Regions from separate parts of the Homo sapiens genome. Here region 2 is linked to region 1. A link is a contact called in ENCODE Hi-C or POLR2A ChIA-PET data. All regions are on one chromosome and are shown on one strand. Each heading gives the region's core, a stretch centred on a gene start or an enhancer-like site at or near the end of the contact. The rest is flanking DNA. Distances are from core to core; before and after follow the strand shown.

The links. Hi-C counts contacts between places; a loop is a spot of excess contacts on that map. ChIA-PET counts read pairs that join two places held with the same protein, here RNA polymerase II (POLR2A). Pooled maps may share reads with other maps.
Region 2: a loop to region 1 is called in a map of astrocyte of the cerebellum, with 5 times the contacts of the local background. The contact joins the enhancer-like site here to the promoter of MAMDC2-AS1 in region 1. A Hi-C loop is called at or near these places in 6 of 168 maps with a recorded cell type or tissue (PC-9, astrocyte of the cerebellum, chondrocyte and 3 more) and 1 of 50 pooled maps. POLR2A ChIA-PET finds 5 or more read pairs at or near these places in 2 of 52 experiments (AG04450 and PC-9).

What each region holds. Positions count from the first base shown.
Region 1 is chr9:70,174,198-70,181,133 of GRCh38, forward strand. MAMDC2-AS1 (MAMDC2 antisense RNA 1) reads right to left here and starts at 1,691. Exons shown (of 4, transcript NR_040076.1): 1 at 1,558-1,691. The region is part of intron 11 of MAMDC2 (MAM domain containing 2); the gene reads left to right.
Region 2 is chr9:70,119,783-70,126,319 of GRCh38, forward strand. MAMDC2 (MAM domain containing 2) reads left to right here. Exons shown (of 14, transcript NM_153267.5): 6 at 6,377-6,537. Among named protein-coding and RNA genes, the nearest start is that of MAMDC2-AS1, 53 kb to the right of the region's middle. Within about 2 kb of position 1,254, at least 9 of the 41 ENCODE cell types and tissues checked have a DNase peak (open chromatin) inside an H3K27ac peak, as active enhancers do; they include gastrocnemius medialis and heart right ventricle, where a contact is called at or near this core.

The sequences.
Region 1 (6,936 bases), core at 441-2,940:
CATTCAGCAAATAGCTATTGAGTGTCTACTATGTGCCAGGTACTGTTTTAGGTACTCATGAAACACAGATGAACAAAACAGACAAGCATTTACCCTCACGGAACTTCTAGTAGAGGAGACAGACAAGAAATATTAAGCTTAATTATAATTATGCAGTATTTTAAAAGGCGATAATTGCTACAGAAATAAAAATGGAGCAGGTGAGGGAGTTAGGGAATCGAGAGGAGAATGTGGGTGGAGTTAACTAATGTAAATAGAAGAGTCACAACGAAGCCCATTGGAAGGTAGCCTTGAAAAGAGTTGAGGTAGCTCACCAAGAGCATATCTGGAAAGCAATGTTCCAGGTAGAGGGGACAGCCATTGCAAAGCCCCATAAGTGAAAGCATGCTCAGTGTGTCCTAGGAACAGCAAGGCGGCTGGTTTAGCTATAGCCTAGTGAGCTAGGGAGACAGTGCTAGGAAATGACCCAGAGAAATAATGGTAGGCCAGCTCATGGAGGACCTTGTAATTAATTAGAAGGGCTTTGGATTTTTTTTTTTTTTTCCGAGATAGAGTCTTGCTGTGTCGCCCAGGCTGGAGTGCTGTGGTGTGATCTCAGCTCACTGCAACTTCCACCTCCCGGGTTCAAGCAATTCTCCCTGCCTCAGGCTCCCGACTAGCTGGGATTACAGGTGCCCGCCACCATGCTCACTCATTTTTGTATTTTTTAGTAGAGACAGGGTTTTGCCGTGTTGGTCAGACTGGTCTTGAACTCCTGACCTCAGGTGATCCATCCACCTTGGCCTCCCAAAGTGCTGGGATTATAGGCATGAGCCACTGTGCCCAGCCAGGACTTTGGATTTTACTTTATTTCAAATGGAAAGTCACTAGAGAGTGTTGAACTTAGGAGAGAAGCGATCTGATCTAATTTTATAAGGATTGCTCTGGCTACTGTGTTGAGGAAAGACTAGGCGTGCAAATGAAGCAAGGGTGAAATCAAAGAGCCCTGTTAGAGGCTACTGCACATAACCCAGGTGAACAATGATGGTAAATTTGACTATGATAGTGGATTTGACTATGATGGCACATTTGACCAGCAACCATGGATTGAACTGTGTATTAGCAATGAGGGTGGTGATAAGTGGTCAAATCCTGGATATATTTTGAAAGCCAAGCCACAGAATTTCATGATGGATTAGATGAGTATAAGAGAAAGAGCAACGTTCTGAGTAGCCTGATAAAACCTTGCTTGTGTTCAAGAAACCCTTATTCTACTGAAAAATGGCAAAGTGTAAGGGTAGTGATGCTAGCATATTGTTATAATTGTCTTATTTTATTATTCCTTGTTAATCTCTTACTTGGCCTAATTTATAAATTAAACTTCATCATAAGTATGTATGTATAGGAAAAAATATATAGTATACATAGGGTTCAGTAGTATCAGCAGTTTCAGGCATCCACCAGGGATCTTAGAACATATCCCTCAAGGATAAGGGGGAACTACTGTAGTTTGCCAGGGCTTCCATAACAAAATATCCCAGACTGGGTGGCTTAAACATTAGAAATTTGTTTTCTCACAGGTCTGGCAGCTTAAAGTCCAAGATCAAGATGTCGGTAGGGTTGGTTCCTTCTGAAATTTCTCTCCTTGGCTTGCAGATGGCTGCCTTCTTGCTTCACATGGCCTTTCCTCTGTGCCAGTGCACCCCCGATATGTATCTTCTTGTAAGTTCACCAGTCATAATGAATTACAGCCCACCCTAACAATCCCATTGTGACTTAATTACCTCCTAAAAGGTTCTATCTCCAAATACAGTCACATTCTAGTACGTGGGTTAGGGCTTCAACATACCTCTTTGGAGAAGACACAATTGAACCCACTCCCAGGATTTAGGGCAATGGGTTGAACATTGAAGGAACAGGGTAAACTCTTAAGTTAAATGGCTGACAACCAAGCCCTGTCCTGCTCCTCATGTCATTATGCTAAAATAATGTTATAGTCTGAGCTTGCTTGACTAGTAGACCATGTCCTACCTTCTCCTCATAAATACACAGTCTATGAAAATCTAACAAAAGCACATATAGTAGATATTAAATTGCTCCTAATTCTACTCCTGTATTTACATTATTTCTGGGTTATGTGGACACACTTTAGCTAACATAGTATTGCTTTGTCTAAAGAAAATAATTTGGTTGTGTTTGCTTTGTCTTCTTAAAAACTTTGAAAGATGCTTCAGCTGCCTCGGGTTATACTTCATAGCAAAAATAGAGTGCATGTTATTATATGAATATATTGTGGAAAATTTTGAATGCACAAACTTAGTGTGTTCAACATTTATTTTGAGTGAATATTTGACATATTAAATAAAACTCTCTGGTGCACAACACAGAAAATTCTGATTTTTAAAGTAAATTTTTTCTAGGGCCTGCCTTCTTTATTCTCTGTTTCATTTGCTTCAATATAGATTTTCAAAAATTTCTCAAGACACCTTCCACTTTTCTAACTAACTCTTTTACCACTTATATCTTTTTATTCCCATGTACAACAATGTAAATAAGAAAAACAAGTTTTGCTACACTGTGCCCAGGGTACCTACAAATATAGCATTAGGTTGAAGGTGTTTTGTTCTTGTTCTTGAAATTACTTTAATAACTAATTTTCTAGGGAAATATAATATCAGTGATTATTTACAGTAGTTCCCCCTTATCTGCAGGGCATATGTTCCTCGATGCCTAGTGGATGCCTGAAACCAAAGGCAGTATTAAACCCTATATACAATATATTTTTCTCATACATACATACCTATAATAAAGCTTAATCTATAAATTAGGCACAATAAGACACTAACAATGACCAATAATAGAATAATTACAATATATTGTTCTCAATTTCACAGACAGAAGATTTGTTCCTACTGTAGATCTCAGCAACCTCAGATTTTTCCTTTCCTTGTTAAGTCACAACCTTTCACCTTTTCACTTGAAGCACTTTATGGCTTCTCTTTGCCATATCTAAACTGTCAGCATCACTACTCTTGCACTTTGGGGCCATAATTAAATAAAATAAAGGTTACTTGGACACAAGATCTGTGATACTGTGACAGTCAGTCTGATAACAAAGATGGCTAAGTGACTCACAGGCAGAGAGTGTAGACAGCATGGAGACATTGGACAAAGAGATGATTTGTGTTCTGCTTGGGACAGAGTGGAACAGTGGAAGATTTCATCATGCTACTCACAACAGAACATAGTTTAAAACTTATGAATTGTTTATTTCTGGAACTTTCCATGTAATATTTTTGGGCCACAGCTGACTGTGGGTAACCGAAACCATGGAAGGCAAAAACAGATAAAGGGGGCACTACTATATTGGACATTTACCACGTGTAGGCACTGCGCTAGGAACCTCAACATCCTTTCCACAACCTGTAAGGTAAGTGAAAGTTCCCACGTTTTGCAGGAGGAAGCTGAAGTTTAGGGAAGTTAAGTGCCTTTCCAGGGCCAGCACTTACTGGTGGAGCAGTAACTGGTGGAGCAAAGACTTAATCTCACATTTGTCTGGTTCTAATGGCTATATATTCTGCCTACACTGCCTCACTAGGGTTTCCAAACCTACATGCTACTAAGAGACCACACATGGCCTGGAACAGCTGTGACAACTTATATGTGAAAAGCACAGTTTTTCATAAACCAAAGACCCTTCACACCAAAGCAGAGTGTCTTCTCCTAGAAAATACAATGATTGGTATTTTGGAACATTCCTAGAAATTGATCCAGCAGAAAACATCTAAACTTTTTCTGATCTATTTCTAGTGTCTGTATAACAATGTTGTCAGTGTAACCCCAGGGCTGTAGGCCACACACTTATTATGTATCCTACACCCCACAAAAGAGTGGTTTTCCTTTGTCCTAGCCTCTAATGGTGTGAGCTCAATGTGGCTGATGTATTGGCACTCAGATTGCAATGTGACAAGGGTTACTGTCTCAATCCATTTTGTGCTGCTATAACAGAATGGCTGAACTGAGCAATTTATATAGAATGGAAACTTATATCCTTACAGTTCTAGGGGCTGCAAAGTCTAAGATCAAGGTTCTGATATCTAGTGAGAGCCATCTTGCTACATCATCCCATGGTGGAAGGGGCAGAGAGAGGGTAAGGGAAAGAGCAAGAGGGAACCAAACTCATCCTTTAACAAGGAACCTACTCCCATGATAATGGCATTAATCCATTAACAAGGGCAGTGCCCCCATGACCCAAACATCTCCCATTAAGCCCTACCTTTCGACACCACTGCATTGGGGAATCAAGTTTCCAACTCATGAGTTTTGGGGGATACATCCAAACCATGGCAGTTACCCATTCAAAAATTAATGCATAAACAAACAAAGGTTTCTCTAAAACATTCACTTATTTGTTAAAACAACCAGCATCATAAGCTACATGTATATAAGAATTAAACCTCTCATAACTGAAAGCAATCAGAAATGGTATATAGTCCAGGATCCCTAGGATCTTGTTCTATTCCATATTTCCTGAATACCCACTATGCATTATACATCAAATAATTGCCCCAGAGTTATAATAAGTCAAGTAATAAGGGTTAAGTCCTAGAGGTAATGAAACCACACAGCTAGCTCTCCTTGTGGGTATCTGAGTGTGAGTTCATCAAGAATGGTAGGGAGGAAGGAAGCATTCCAGGATGAGGGAATGGCTGGTGTGAAGTATGGAGCCATTAAACAGTGTGGCAGCTTTCGAAGAACTGTAAGTGACTAGGCTGGCATGTAGAATATTGTCACCCAGGATTACCAACAAAGTGGAGTCTAAAATATAGGCTTTTTTGTGCAATATTGGCAGTTTTGTTTTAATATTTCCAAAGATTATCAACTTACAACCTTGAGACTAAGAACACTTATCATAGGAAACATTGGTTAAGACGTTATTGTAAAAAACGTATTTACTTAAAATTAAATGTACCCACCAACTTTATCAAAATTACCTGTAACTAAGACATTGGAGATCTATCTCTAGCTAACATAACAATACTAAAATGAGGTGGGGCCGGGCATGGTGGCTCACGCTTGTAATCCCAGCACTTTGGGAGGCTGAGGCAGGCGGATCACGAGGTCAGGAGATCGAGACTATCCTGGCTAACACGGTGAAACCTCGTCTCTACTAAAAACACACACACACACACACAAAATTAGCTGGGTGTGGTGGCGGGTGCCTGTAGTCCCAGCTACTTGGAAGACTGAGGCAGGAGAATGGCGTGAACCCGGAAGGCGGAGCTTGCAGTGAGCCGAGATCATGCCACTGCACTCCAGCCTGGGCAACAGAGCAAGACTCCGTCTCAAAAAAAATAAATAAATAAATAAATAAAAATAAAATAAAATAAGGCATAGATTCCCTTAAAATTAGGAACATAACTAAGGCATTCCTTTCTACAAATGAAAAAAAAAAAAAACAAAAGCTTTAAAATCTAGTGCATAAACTCAATATTACATTTCAAACTCTTAGCCAGAAGATATATGCTCCTATAAAATTCCAGCCAGGATGGGTATAGTGTGTAGAAAGATGAAGAAAAATAAATGAATTATAGACCTCTTTTTCTAGCAAAAAAAAAATACACTAGAGATCACTGTGCACTCGCTACAAAACACCTGAAAATGCAAGAAAAAAAGGATAAATGGATAAAATATTCCTTTTTTTTTTTTACATTAATTTCTGGGATACAAGTGCAGAACATGCAGGTTTGTTACACAGGTATACATGTGTGATGGTGCTTTGCCAGACCTATCATCCCAACATCTAGGTTTTAAGCCCTGCATGCATTAGATATTTGTCCCCCCACCCCCCAACAGGCCCCGGTGTGTGATGCTCCCCTCCCTGTGTCCACGTGTTATCATTGTTCAACTCCCACTTATGAGTGAGAACATGCAGTGTTTGGTTTTCTGTTCCTGTGTTAGTCTGCTGAGAATGATGCTTTCCAGCTTCATCCATGTCCCTCCAAAGGACATGAACTCATTCTTTTTTATGGCTGCATAGTATTTCATGGGGTATATGTGCCACATTTTCTTTATCCAGTCTATCACTGATGGGCATTTTGGTTGGTTCCAAGTCTTTGCTATTGTAAATAGTGCTGCAGTAAACATATGTGTGCATGTGTCTTTACAGTAGAATGATTTATAATCCTTTGGGTATATACCCAGTAACGGGATTGTTGGGTCAAATGGTATTTCTGGTTCTAGATCCTTGAAGAATTGCCACACTGTCTCCCACAATGGTTGAACTAATTTACACTCCCACCAACAGTGTAAAAGCATTCCTATTTTTCCACATCCTCTCTCTACATCTGTTGTTTTCTGACTTTTTAATGATTGCCATTCTAACTGGCATGAGATGGTATCTCATTGTGTTTTTGATTTGCATTTCTCTAATGACCAGTGATGATGAGCTTTTTTTCATGTTTGTTGGCTGCATAAACATCTTCTTTTGAGAAGTGTCTGTTCATATCCTTCGGCCACTTTTTGATGGGGGTTGGTTTTTTCTTGTAAATTTGTTTAAGTTCACTGTACATTCCAGATATTAGACCTTTGTCAGATTGATAGATTGCAAAACTTTTCTCCTATTCTGTAGGAATACTCTGATGGCAGTTTCTTTTGCTGTGCAGAAGCTCTTTAGTTTAATCAGATCACATTTGTCAATTTTGGCTTTTGCTGCAATTGCTTTTGATATTTTAGTCATGAAGTCTTTGCCCATGTCTATGTCCTGAATGGTATTGCCTAGGTTTTCTTCATGGTTTTTATGGTTTTAGGTTTTATACTTAAGTCTTTAATCCAACTTGAGTTAATTTTGTATAAGGTGTAAGGAAGGGGTCCAGTTTCAGTTTTCTGCATATGGCTAGCCAGTTTTCCCAGCAACATTTATTACATAGAGAATCCTTTCCCCATTGCTTGTTTTTA
Region 2 (6,537 bases), core at 4-2,503, 55 kb before region 1:
TTCAGAGTTGGGAGGCAATGGGCAGGGTGGGGATGGAACAGAAAGGCAAAGGCTAGGGACAAAAGGTTTCACTTGCCTCTTGCTATTTAATCTAGAGTTGATGACCTTCATACAGCACATGGCCAAATTCTGGCATTCCTGTCATGGCCAATGGGGGATCCCACTTTAGTGTTGACAGACAGGGATGAGCAACTCTCTGGCTGACCATCTGTGAATCCTGCTTAGCTCATATAAGTCACGGTATGCCCTACCAGCTCCCTTCTAATGGAATTACCGCACTGGTAGGCAGTTCTCTTGAGAAGAGTCCTTTTAAGGTACTGTAGCCCAGCTGCCTTCTAAATTGCCCCCTCAAACTCTGGAAGTGCATTTCACTGGCAACAAACTCCTTTTTCTCTACTCTTCCCCTACGGGTCCCTATAGTCAGTTTTTTGCCTTTAGATGTATGCACCAGTGCCAGGCTCCATCTCTGCATCACACACACACACTCCAGTATCACTGATCAACCTTTTTCAAGAACTCTGATTACTTTCATCTCAAGGTCCAGAGCAACTGCAGAGCTCAGAAATTTCTGCTCAAAAGGGAGGGGATGAGGTTACATGGCAGTTTCCTTCCTCTACCTCTTCCATGAGTGGTTCGCTTAAGCCCCCTCCTTTAGATCAAGGTAAGAAAAGGGAAGCAATCCCCTTGCCTTCCCTGGAGAGGTCAAAAGGAAACACATAGCAGGGCAGCTCTAACCCAACTCTTTATAGAAACCCCATCTCCAATCTCTCTGATTCATCTCGAGCCTTCTCATATGCACAGGCTACAAGGGAGAGATGGGCTAACACTTGTAGAGCTGGGGTAGGTGCCAGGGGCTGCCACTTAACATATTGACAGTCTAGCACCACTCTTTAGAAAATAGAGGTTGTTGTCACTTATTGTTTGGGGCTTTGAGGTCTTAGCACAGATAGGAGAAGTCTCACGTAATATTCATTCATGCTTACGTCATCCTTGAAAGCTGTATAAAAAGACTAGAGTCTGACTTTATCATAGTAAGGGCCACCAAAACCCTTACAACTAAAGGCTTGTGAAGATAACTGTCAGACTCATAGGGTGGAAAAACATGCATCATAACTCATTATCTTTGGGTGCCGTCTGCTCACCATGGCAGCAGACCAGTGGGTATTTCCCTCTGGCATACATCTCTTCAGACCAGGTTGTCTGCCCTACTGGGGAGACAGCTTGTCCAGACAACCAGCAACACTGGAGCAGACAACACAACTGGAGTGCAAATGTGGCCAGCAGGGCGCATCACAGCTGAGTCAGAGGATGCCTCTGGCACCGCGGCCAAGCCAAGGGCAGTCTTAGGGGAATGCTGGTGAGCCAGACTGCTTGAAAATAAACATTCAGGAACCGCCTTTAAAGTTCTTTCCCTAATGCAAGGGGAAATGGCTGACTACCAGGGGCCACTGGTTCCACATGAAAAGTTCAGCTAATACAGAGGGCTGCTGCAAGAAAGGAACAGACAGCCTCTTCAGGAGCAAGTGTGCATACACCAGCACTGCAGGCTCCATCCCAGAAGGGGCCTGAGCACTGGCAGCATGACTGAGAACTGTGATCTTTCTTTCAACTGAATTTGAATTTTTTTTTTGCCTAGAAACCTCAGGCTCTTTGTGTATAATCCAGAATTAGGTAATAATAGATTGATTTTCACTCTGTGTATGGCAAAGCAGAACAGATTGTAGAGGAATGGCAATAAGCTTCTCAATTCTTAATCTTATGGGGGAACCCATTTCCCCCATATAACCTCTTTCGTTTTCAGTTCAAGTTGTAATACTTTAGAATCTCTGTGGCCTGCAGGGTATCCAGTGATTTGGCAGATTAAAGGATTCTGTCTACTTAAAGTCCATCTATACCTAGTTTCATCCTACTTGAATCTTAACGATCTGACAAAGGAAAAAAAAAAAAAAGCCTTTTCCAGAGGTTCTGGAAGCTCTAGAGCCCTATGCCAGATAGGAGTGTTGGGTTCATTGAACTAGGCAGGAAGATTCTCCTAATATCAGACACTGGACAAAATTTTCCAAGAACTCCAGGCTACCATCATTGTTTTTAGAAAGGAGAATACAATGGCACCTGCAGCCACCTACCCATTGACTCCTCTTCCTCAGAACAGATTGTATCTGATGACACACTCAGCCTGGTTTGGCTGTCATTCCTCCAGCCTCTTCTCCTGGGGCAGACACCTGAATGACAATTTCTGAATCACCCCTAACAGTTCAACTGAGATAGTAAACTCATGATGAGCTACCTTTTGTTCCCCAATGAGAAGCTTAATGTTGCTCAAATTGTCAGTAAATAGAACCCAGCTTTGGCAACAAATGAATGATGGAAAGAAAAAGGGTACAAGAGCATGCGGTCTAGTCTGGTGGTTCTGTATGAGACTTAGTGTCAGCAGTCTTGGTCTTATTCCCAGCAGCCTCTCTGACTCACTTTGGGCAGATCATGTTGTGTTTTCTGGATGCTTTTTGGATCAGAAATGTGACTGTGGTTCACTTGGCCTAGCATCCTGAGCACAAGTTGCTAGTGAGGCACTTTGGCTGCAAATGCACAAAATATTGTCCACACAGCAGGTGAGTTACTACCCTTTAAAGACAACTCTCAGATGTCCGTCATCTGCAAGGAAGATGAATTTACAACAAGGCTGGCTGTGGAAGCTGACACTAAGCTGGGACTAGGTGGGAAAGAGATTTCCTGGGAGAGATGGCTATGAAGGCTCTGAGGAGAAAGGAGCCAGAGTAGCTGGGGACAGGCCCAGTGTCCTTATGGGGCACAGCAGCCATAGTGCCTAGGAGCCATGGCATTTTTAGGGGTCCATGACAATATTTTAATTTTATTTATTTGAAAATTGGAAGGGTAAAATGAATATAATAATTTCTAGCCTACATCATATACCTCTTTATGCCAATGTAGTAATAAACTAAAATGTTAAGATTATTTTATTTATTTTTATTTTTTTTATGGAGGAATGAGCCCACAAAAGTCATAAAGATGCCCTGGGTAGGGAAAACTTTCAGCTCAGGACGCAAACCTGACCCCTGAGGAAGAGGAGAACCTGGGCCGATGGGAGCTGCTGAAGGGCCCCATGGCAGACAGAATGGCCTGCCCCTCTGCTATGCTTGGTCACTGCCTGGGAGCAGCCCAGAGTGGTGTGGTCTTGGTACAAACTCTCCTGCAGGTCCAAAGGTGAGGTGGCTGGAGACCCAGTCAATGATGGTTCCTTCAGCAAGTTCTCTTAAAGGGGATCTCTGTGGCCCCTGCAATTAGGTATCCAGGAAACAAAGTATTACACATACATTATAATACAAAGAATTGTAGCTCTCCTCCACTCAGTTCTCCCTGCTCATATCTCACAAAAAGATTCTGTTTCATTGGTAAGTCATGTTACAAAGAGCAATGAAGACTTCATCTCTGTCTTTGATATTCACATGAGTTCTTAGAGAACAGAAGCAGATTACAGAAGCTAACTGGTCATAGGCATTCTCCACTACTAGAATGTTCTCGTCAAGGCTTGCTGGCCACCAGGAGTGCTTTAGAGGGTTTCCAAGCTTGGGATATGGAGGAGTGACCTTCCCTCCATATCAGAGGTTCTTTGATTCTATCCAGTCTGTCATTCCGATTCTTCCTTTAAAATTCCTGCCCAGAGGTGGCAAAGTGGAGCCAACAGTGGTTTCCAGCCTGCAGATATGTTTATTTGGCGCATACAAAGTTTAAAAAAATATGGTGGGGAGTGTTAGGCGTTGAATTGTGCACAGTCAAAATTCAAATGTTGAAGTCCTAACCCCCAGGACTTAGAATGTGACCTTGCTTGGACATAGATGGGTGCAGAGGTCATTAGCTAAGATGAGGTCATGCTGGAGTAGGGTGGGCCTCCAATCCAATATGACCGCAGTCCTTATTAAAAGGGGAACTTTGGGCACAGAGAGAAATGTACACAGGGAGAATGCCATGTAAAGATAAAGGCAGAGGCCTTCAAGCCAAGGAATGCCAAAGATTGCCAGCACACCACCAGAAGCCGGGAGAGAGGCCCAGAACAAATCCTTCCCTCACGGCCCTGAGAAGGAACAATCCCTGCTGACACCTTGATCCTTGACTTCTGGACTCCAGAACTGTGAGGCAATACATGTGTGTTGCTGAAGCCTCCCACTTTGCAGTATTTTGTGACAGCAGCCCTAGCAAACCACACAGGAAGCATCCCTTAAAAATGGATAGATTTGCCGTGAAAACCTGAATTCCAGGCTAGGATGGGGAAAGCCTGCAGCATGGGGCTGGGTGCCGGGCATCCGCTGCAGTAGACCCTGCTCTCTCAGGGAGGCTGGAGAACATGGGGGTGAGGGGCCAGGCTTCTCACCCCAAGCCGGTTATTGCCGCATAAGAATATGGGCCTAGGACTATCAGATGTTTTTATTTTTCCAGATAAGCTTGATTTCTGTTTCTCGATGTGGGGGAAATATGATTTCAAATACTGGCTACTAATTTACCACTCTCTATTTTCTCCCTGACTCAATCAACTTCACTCATACACTTAATCTGGCTGCCTCCTCTGAGAATTTGAGTTTGTAATCTCTGTTTATTCACTGTTGTGTGGTTTGGCAAAACGATAAGGTAAACTATATTCAAAGAAGATTATTCAGGGGATTCAGGATGTTGAACAACTTGCCACCAGGAGAAAGTGAGCTTTGACCTGTCCATTTTTCCCTTCTGCCATGTTGAGATGAGGACCTTTCTGAGACCATGTCTGTACATTAAATAACCATGTGTTGAGAGCCCACCACATACCGGGCTATGTACTAGATACACAGTAAATGTCCAGTGTATAAATGCATATGCTCCTCCTAATATTTGTTTCTGCTCTGCTCTTCATAATGGAGAAAAGGTATTCTTTATTTCCTTATTTTATTTTTTGGAGACAGGGTCTTGCTTATCACCCAGGCTGGAGTACAGTGGTGTGATCATAGCTTACTGCAACCTTGAACTCATAGGCTCAAGTGATTCTCCTGCCTCAGCCTCCCTAATAGCTAAGACCAGAGGTGCATGCTACCATGCCCAGCTAATTTTAAGAAAGCTTTTCTGTAGAGACAGGGGTCTCACTATGTTGCCCAGGCTGGTCTCAAGTTCCTGGCCTCAAGCAATGCTCCCGCCTCAGCCTCCCAAAGTGTTGGGATTACAGGCATGAGTCACTGCACCTGGCCAGGAATTCTTATTAACCAGAAATTATGTCATGGAAATGAAGATATTAAGCTGTAATTATTCTGAGCTTGTAAACAGAAAGGGCATTCTGTTGAAGCTGCATTGAATAGCACTTCTTTGTCATCACTCAAATGAATTCAGAAAAAATTGCTAACAATGATAGCTTACCCTTTATACAAAACAGGCTATAGGGCAAGCATGGTTCTAGAATTGTGAATGGCGTTGTAATTGTTAGACAGCTACAATGTACCAGGCACACGCTAAGCACTTTACATACATGACTCCATGTAATATTCATTGCCTCTATGAGGAAAGTATTTGATTGTCATTCTAGAGATCAGGAAATTGAGACCCAGACATACTCAGAAACTTGTTCAAGGTCACAGGGCTAGTAAGAAGTGGAGCAGGATTCAACCTCATTTCTCTTCAATGCTAAGTCAAGGCTGTCTCCATTCTGCCACATGGTTTCTGTGTTTCACCAAGATGCCCCTAATGGAGGCCAGCCTCTGGGTCCAGAGCCCACAAAGACCTGCCAAGAGTGGTACCACACATTCACTCCTCCAAATTTCAGTGTCGATTGACTTGCATGCTATTAACAACACACAAATTGCCATATAGTTGGAATTCAAAATCTTAGTTTCACTCAAAAAACACATGGTGACATCTTGCATTAATTGTAAACATGTGCAGGAGGGTCTCTCCATGCCCTTTTAAGAATAGATGGTAAGCTTTGTCTTTGTGTGCTCTTCAGAGTCTTATGACTCAAATAAGGATTGGGAGGGAGTGGCTTCTCAGGTAATGTTCTATTTCTCTCCATGGGTGTGTTCAGCTTGTGAAAACTTAAGCACTTGACAGATGACACATCTACCTTTCTCTGTGTATATTTTACTTGAATCAAAAGTAAGGAAAGTAAAAGGAATGGTCTCATCCTGTATTTAGCAGAGTGCAATGAACCCCATGGACCCATCTCTCAGCTGCAACATTTCTCCATCCACTCATGGCCAAACCTCTGTCAGCTGTAACTCATCCACTTCCTCCTCACCATTCCCACTGGATTATTTAGAATGCAGAATCACACCATTTCGCCTGAACCTCTTCCCCTCCCCCACCCCCAACTCTTAACACTGTGCTCTGTCTGTGTGATTTTCAGGCCACTACATGTACGTGGACTCAGTTTATGTGAAGCACTTCCAGGAGGTGGCACAGCTCATCTCCCCGTTGACCACGGCCCCCATGGCTGGCTGCCTGTCATTTTATTACCAGATCCAGCAGGGGAATGACAATGTCTTTTCCCTTTACACTCGGGATGTG